2 separate regions of the Homo sapiens genome follow, and region 1 is linked to region 2. Evidence: read pairs that join two places in POLR2A ChIA-PET (ENCODE). Cell type or tissue: endothelial cell of umbilical vein. All regions are shown on one strand.

What was found. Peaks named below come from ENCODE experiments on the same cell type or tissue, not always from the same donor. Only the 100,000 strongest peaks of a DNase experiment are listed, where the experiment ranks them.
Region 1: POLR2A ChIA-PET joins it to region 2 with 5 read pairs; 1 of 35 experiments calls an interaction of 5 or more read pairs at or near these places.

What each region holds. Positions count from the first base shown.
Region 1 is chr1:68,176,502-68,180,501 of GRCh38, forward strand. The region is part of intron 2 of WLS (Wnt ligand secretion mediator); the gene reads right to left. The region is part of intron 9 of GNG12-AS1 (GNG12, DIRAS3 and WLS antisense RNA 1); the gene reads left to right. Among named protein-coding and RNA genes, the nearest start is that of MIR1262, 5.1 kb to the right of the region's middle. In endothelial cell of umbilical vein, no CTCF peak of the experiment used is centred here; DNase peaks (open chromatin) are centred at 1,640, 2,600 and 2,820; H3K27ac peaks cover 4,000 bases.
Region 2 is chr1:67,878,344-67,882,343 of GRCh38, forward strand. The region is part of intron 1 of GNG12-AS1 (GNG12, DIRAS3 and WLS antisense RNA 1); the gene reads left to right. Among named protein-coding and RNA genes, the nearest start is that of GNG12, 47 kb to the left of the region's middle. In endothelial cell of umbilical vein, no CTCF peak of the experiment used is centred here; a DNase peak (open chromatin) is centred at 2,038; H3K27ac peaks cover 912 bases.

The DNA.
Region 1 (4,000 bases), 300 kb after region 2:
AATTCCACATTTTATTTCAGCACTAGAGATGTGATGTTCAATTCCTTTTCTTAAGAAACAAACTCCAAATTTCTTAGCTGGTCATCAAGGCAACTCACCTACCAGGCCCTCTGTCTTTCAGCAGCTCATCTTTTTTCTCTAATATGGACACTTTTCTACAGCCCAACAAATGGGCTTACCGTCCTTTGCACATATGTTATTTCAGAGCATTTCATGATAGAAAAATATGGTCTTAGTCCTCACTTTCTCACCTAGAAATCACTTTGAAGAAGTCACTTAACTTCCATAATTTCATACTTGTTTAAATTTAAAACTTTTTCTCCAGTAACAGCCTCACAGAGGACAGTAGAGATTTAACCTTGAACATCTAGCATTGAGCCTGCAGAGGAGATGCATAATCAACGTTTCCTTCTCTATACCTAATGCCTTTGCTGAGTTACCTTCATCCAAAAGAATGTTCCCATTGCTAACTCTTGTCCTGATCTTTTCTTACCACTCTTCCACTCCAAGAGGTTGTCTCCCATACACCTCTGCTCCCATCTTAATATTCTTCCATTTCAAAATATTTTAATTTACATGCTGCTATGTTTATAGTCAAATATAATTAAATCATGCCTGTGGGCACATTCTCCTAAGGATGCTAAGAATTTTCCACATCTTCTATTTTAGGACTTTATCCAATTGCTTCAGTGCTGATCAGCATGCATTTTGGTACTCATGGGGCATACCCTCATCGGGATTCATAAACCTCTGAATTCCATGGGTGAGCTTCAGGGCTTCCATTGAAATATGAATACTAAATGTGCAAATGGGGTCTATGCATATTTGTCTCCCAAGGTTAAAGTCCTTGACCTGAAGTTAATAACCACTGTCCGGAAGTAATGAAAGGCCTGTGGCTAACATCCATGGACGGGGTCCTTTTTCTGAACACTCAGCCCTGCCACCTATGTTTCTGGGCTTCTATGCTCTCTCTGGAACACAATTCCTCCTTTCTATTCAAGTCCGAGAATAATAACTACTCACTCTTATTTATTTATTTAGAGACAGAATCTCAACCAGGCAGGAGGGCAGTGGCGCAACCTTCTGGGCCCAAGCAGTCCTCCTACCTCAGCCTCCCAAGCAGCTGGGACTACAGGGGCACACCACCACATCCTGATAATTTTTGTATTTTTTGTAGAGACAGGGTTTCACCATGTTGCTCAGGCTGGTCTCGAACTCCTGGGATCAAGAGATCTGCCCTCCTGGGCCTCCCAAAGTGCTGGGATTACAGGTGTGAGCCACTGCGCCCAGCCAACTATTCACTTATATTGAGCATTTACTATATGTATCCAGCACTTACTATGTAAAAGCCTCACATACACTATTCTAGTTTAATCCTTACAACAACCCTATAAAGGTAGTACTACTATTCTATTTTATAAGTGAGGAAAATGAAGTACAAGGAAGTTTCAAAAACTTCCTTGCCAAGGGTCTCATAATTTATAAGCAGCAGGCCAAACATTCATAATTTATGATTCAGCCCAAACACTCTGGCTTGAAAGTACTTAACCCAGTGCTGGAGTTGTCTCTCCAAGCTCTTTCACTTTCCAGAAAAAAATAAGACTGCCCTTGGACTGTTTCTTTGCCTTCACATTGTAAGTGATCACAGATTCCAACGCCTTTAAAACTCCACCTTTGACTCAATCAAAACATTTCCTTTTCCGTGAGTTAATCATTTCCCCTTCTATGTTTATGGACTCCTTTGGGTACTTAATGCACTGAACACACTGGTGTAATTTTTTAATTCTCTCTCCATGAATTAGACTGTGAGCTCCTAATTATTTTGAGTACACATGGAATATTTACTGTGCCTGGAATTGTGCTAAGGATATAACAATGAACAACACAGTGTCCCTGCCTTTAAATAATTCACTCTTAGGCCAGGAGTGGTGGCTTACGCCTGTAATCCCAGCACTTTGGGACTTTGGGAAGCCGAGGTGGGCAGATCACAAGGTCAGGAGTTTGAGACCAGCCTGACTAACATTGTGAAACCCCGTCTATACTAAAAATACAAAATTAGCTGGGCATGGTGGCACACGCCTGTAATCCCAGCTACTCAGGAGGCTGAGACGGGAGAATCACTTGAACCCAGGAGGGGGAGGTTGCGGTGAGCCAAGATCACGCCACTGCACTCCAGCCTAAGCAACAGATCGAGACTACATTTCAAAAAAAAAAAAAAGAAAAGAAAAGAGAAAACTAAACAAAAGAGGGTTATGATGGTTTCTGAAATTGTATTATGAAGAATAAGGACTTATCTTTATTTCTTAAATCCTGAGCAAAATGCTAGCATGTAGTACAAGTCCCAATAATGCCTATCGAATGAATGAATGAAATTGGGAAAGGGTTTTCAGATACTGAACTGCTAAACTGAAAGATCTACCATCCCATCATGAAACTCTTTGAGGTTATTTATACACTGACTCACCTAAAAACTGCTTCCTGTGTTGGTGTCTATGATACATTTTTTAATGTCAGACTAAAAATACACTTCCAGTACACCAACCCTGTCTGCCTACCTAAGGAGTAGAAATGAACACAAGGTCGCATGTAACAAAAGAAAAGAAAATTCACTCATTTCAACACTAAGCTCACCCTCTAACAAGAGCATCTGTCTTGACTGAGCACTATCTTCTAGAATGGTTTTCACTTGAGGGTCTCTGAAGTCATCTATTTACAAAACCAAAGGATACCAATGAGATTTTTTATAAAGTCAGAGAATCTTAAGTGAGTCATGGACTCTCAACTTCAGAGAGTTAGAGTAGATGGGACCTTAGGGGTCGTCTAGTATAATTTCCCACTCAGAACAGGAAGCACTCCATAGCCCTGTCAATAGACTCATGGTGGGATCAAGGCACTGGAGTCCTAACATCATGTACACTCATAGCCTCTCGACTTCCCAGCTGGGAGACTGGCAAATCATGTAAACTCTGTCATCCTCAGTGTCCTCACTCTGCCAGATATAATTGTTCCGATGATCAGATGAAATAAACGTTGTCTTAATTAGCGAACATTTGTTTGCAAGTAACAGGACTTCACCCCCACTAACTTAACCAGAAATCAGCTGGAGGGATACAGGAGTGCTTTAGGAAAATCAAGGGCAGAAAATGCTGAGAAGCTGGAGGGTCTGAAACCAGGAATAGAAAGCTGTCAGGAGGAAAGTCAACTCTTATAGTCTATTGTAATTACACTAATAGTCTTCATCTCCATTTCCTCTTTGCATCTGGTCTTCCCACTCTGCCAGTCAACAATCACGGCTTCTCTGTGCACGTGTAGAATGATGACTGCCCAGGTGGCTCTCATGGCTTTTCAGTTTAAGTGCTAATAAAGGTAGATCTCGAATTACTGAAACACAATTTCTTATAAGAGAGAATTTGATTGCTTCCCCTTTGGCCAAGGGACCACTGCTAGTCTGATCAGTTATGGCTTGGGGACTGATCATATGGCCAGTTGCCCATTCAGTAGAGGTGGTGGAACATGCTGAGGGAGGGGGAAGTTAAGGCCAAGTTCAGGCCAAGCAAATGACTGACAACAAAGACAAGCAACAGCATCTCTAGTGCGATGGTACTTTGCAAAGAAAGCACTGCCCCATGCCAGCTATCACTGTGGCCATCCTTATGATCCTCACCAACCATCTTCTGCTTGACCACTACCAGTAACAGGCTGCTCACTACTGGTAGAGGCAACCTTTTCATCAGCAAACAACTTCAGCTATTAGAACTCTTTTCCATGTGACAGCAACTTAAGATACTAAACTGAAATATTTGTAATCTTCTCCCAAGCCTTAACTTTAATGAAGGCATAATCTTGCTTGTTAGGTCAAGCCTGGGCTTTTCTTTCTAGTCAAAATATGAATAATGGGCAAAGCAAGATGTTGAGGAAAAGCTGAGTGTTGGGAGGGAAACTGAGGCAGGGCTTGCATAATGTCTTTGGGAATGTGTCTAGACTTGCTGGTTCCTTACTT
Region 2 (4,000 bases):
AGACCTAAATAAATGGCAGTAAAATAGTAGATGGGAAATCAAAGAGGGAGATTCTGGGTGAAGGAATTTTCCAATTAGAGTCAGCATCTATCCTAGGGACATTTCAGAAATTCTTCAGGAATTGTGAAGTTTTCAATAGAGTGCTTCAGAGCTGGGGAACACAGACAGGGACCCTCAATGACTCATAAGACCACGAATTCTGTTATACTTCTAGCCTCAGTCCCATATTCTCATTTCAGAGTAAAGACTAGAACTAATGGATTTTGAATTTATAAGCCGTTGAGAGTGGATGATCCATCCATTCATCCAACCAACTATTGAACATGTACTTCCTGTTTCCTTTGGAGTCATTTGAAGAAGGGAGCTGAAAAGAGCTTAGCTTATGTCTACCCCAGCATCATCACTGGCCATGACTTCTAGTAGTGTAAAACTTAAGGTTTCCTGAAGGGCTGTGACCAAAAATTTGTCTCTTCTGCTCTATGTCATTTCTTTTTCTTTTTCTTTTTTTTTTTTTTTTGAGACGGAGTCTCGCTGTTGCCCAGGCTGGAGTGCAGTGGCGCGATCTCGGCTCACTGCAGGCTCCGCCTCCTGGGTTCATGCCATTCTCCTGCCTCAGCCTCCCGAATAGCTGGGACTACAGGCGCCCGCCACCTCGCCCGGCTAATTTTTTGTGTTTTTAGTAGAGACGGATTTTCACCGTGTTAGGCAGGATGGTCTCGATCTCCTGACCTCGTGATCTGCCCGCCTCGGCCTCCCAAAGTCCTGGGATTACAGGCGTGAGCCACCGCGCCCGGCCTCTGTGTCATTTCTGAAAGCTGACACTGTACCATTGAGATTTGACTCTGTTGGGTCAAGGTATTGTTCCCTGCTAGTAAATAAGTTTTCCTATCATGATTAATATACTGATTTTACATTAATAACTAAAGTCTACTTATATAATTTTGCAGTATACTGAGAGCACTGATCTTCACAGGAAAACTCAGCATATTAGGAATACTTGTTTTAATATTTAAATCTATTTAAAACTGAATATTATTTTTGAATAGTTAATGACTTCCTATGGTTCATAATTTGGAAGTTCAAAATGATATATAGTAAAAATTCTCTCTCATTATTATAGACACTGTAGCTTTTCTCAGGGATTAGCAATGTGTTACTGGTTTTTTGTGTTTACCTCCAAACATATTCTATGCATTTAACAGTACGTAGATGTTCCTTTCTTTCTTTTTTTCTTTTTTCCTTCCTTCCTTCCTTCCTTCCTTCCTTCCTTCCTTCCTTCCTTCCTTCCTTCCTTCCTCTCTCTCCCTTTCCCTTTCTCTCTTTCTCTTTCTTTCTTTCTTCTCCCTTCCTTCTTTCTTTCTTCTTTCTTTCCTTCTTCTCTTTCTTTCTTTCTTTCTTGCCTTCCTTCCTTCCTTTCTCCCTTTCTTCCTTCCTTCTCTCTTCTGTCTTTCTCCTTCCTTCCTTCTTTTTCCCTCCCTTCCTTCCTTTTTTTCTTGCTTTCTTCCTTTCTCTATCTTTTTTTTTTTTTTTTTACAAAAATTGAGCATTTTTTCTGTACCCCTTTCTAAAAAAATTAACAATACTTTCTTGGAGATCATTTCACAGTATTACACAAATAACCTCCTCAACTTTACTAAAACAGCTTTCACATGCATTATCTCACTGAAAATGGCTGGACATGGATTAGGCATGATTTCCTCTTTTTTCCCTTGTGTGACAAACTTAACCTGCTGATGCACAGTGAAGAAGTGCCAGAGCTAGGACTAGGACACAGGCCTTCCAATTCCATGTCCATTGTTCATGTCTTATCTGTGATATCAGCCTGTCTGTGAAATTGATGTGAGGATTCAATGCTTTCTCTATAATGAGCCACCTGGATGTTTACATTTAGTGGCACCGTTGCCCTAGCCCAGTGTCTAACTAAATATAATTGCTCTGTAAATGTTTGTTGTGTGGAATAGGATTGGCTAATTCATAACCCTGGGTGATGATTCACTTTTTATCATCAATCTCTCGTGTTTCCTAGGAGATATATCCTTATCATATGTGGTGACAGAAATGCTGGGCACGGATGCAAATACAAAATGTTCTGGTCCCAGCCAAGTGCAAATTGGAAAAATTTAAACAGTCCTCCAGCTAGCACACTGGTGAGTCAGATAGCACCTTTCTGCCCTGCAAGGCCTCCAGTCTGTAAATCTGAGAAGCAGAAATAGCATCTTTAGTCTCCTGATTTTTCCCTCTTGTGATTCCCATATTTATTGGACAGAAAAGCATGAACTGGGTAAACTGTGCTTTGTTTATAAACCCTCATTTTTAGGAATCTGCAAAACGTGCTTGTTTCCTTGGAAAGTGATTATAGAAATTCACGCCCTAGTTGTGAGCTTGTGCAAATATGTGTAGTAAGAGGAGTGACTCTCATGTTTAGTGTGAACATATGCTTCTACATGATTAAAGAAGCCCAAGCAATGATTGTAAGTATCCTATTTCACTCAGTTTTCTGCATGTGATGGGTAAGGGAGCCTTCTCACTCAGATTATACTTGATTAGGTTCCCTACTTGGGCAACTTTTTTTTTCCCTTCAGCAGTTTTTACTGATAATTGAGGGGTACAAGTGCATATTAGAAAACCAAGTGGGGGGCCAGCCCAGTGGCTCACGCTTATAATCCCAGCACTTTGGGAGGCTGAGGAGGGCAGATCACTTGAGGTCAGGGGTTCGAGACCAGCCTGCCCAATATGACAAAACCCTGTCTCTACTAAAAATATAAAAATTAGCTGAGCATGGTGGCACGCACCTGTCATCCAGGCTACTGGGGAGGCTGAGGCATGAGAATCACTTAAACCCGGGAGGTGGAGGTTGCAGTGAGCTGAGATTTGCACCACTGTACTCCAGCCTGGGTGACAGAGTGAGACACTATCTCAAAAAACAAAAAACAAAAAACAGAAAAAAAACAAGTGGGGAAAACTTGAGCACCCTATTTGAGCCATGGGTTACCTAATTTCCAAGCAAGTAATTTTACATTATTAATTTTTAACTTAATTCCAGAGGACACACTTTGAATAATTCATTACTTCAAAATTATTTGAGGCTTGGTTTATGATCCAGTTTACAAACAATTTTGATCATCCTCAAAACAACATTATGAGATATATGTTATTAAAGACCCATTTTAAGCATAAGGAAACTAGCACTAGAGGGGTAAGAAACTTGTTCAAGGTTGAGTTGAAATTTGAATTCAGGCATTCTGGATCTTAAGTCCATCCTCTTGAACACTGTGCCGTAATGCCTCCACCCACGAGAGGGGAAAACGGGCAGATTCTTAAAAAGGCACTGTGTCTAAAATCTTACGAAATCTGCTTTGAATAAAGGCCTTTACTTAGCACAGTTGAAACATAATGAACCCATTTTCAGCGTTGTATAATGGGAGGGAGGTATACACATACATTGGTGCTTGTTCGTATATTGAGAAGGATAGGTCCATGTGGGGTATGTCCACTTGTCCAGGGATCTTCATGTGAAGGAACTTAATTTAAGAAAAGAGGCCATTGAAAGAGGCAGGCTTGGATATGGACAAATGATCCCTATTGGGGGATACTTACAATAGGGCGTATCTTACTTACTCTTCTGTGGGTTCTTGCTTTTGCTCCAGGAATTTTTGCCCAAGACCTGGAAAGGGGAGTGGAAACAAGAATAGAGTTGCCTTGGAGGTAAGGAGTATTTTTCCACCTGGCTTGAAGTGGCCACATTTCAGAAGGATAGAATCATGGAAGACTAGTCAGTGAGCTGGACCTGGGTTACCTCCCAGGAGCTGCAACATAGATCCTAGTGATCCTTGGAGTCACCAGCAGGTGTGTAAGAGATACACCCATTTGGACTTCAGTTGTGTACTCCAGGAGGAGAAGGGTGCCAAGCCAGCAATGGCAGAAAAGCACAGTGATCCAGAGACCTAGGATCTGAGCAGAAGGGAGTATCTGCTTAAGTCCCCTAAAAGTCCTCTAAGCT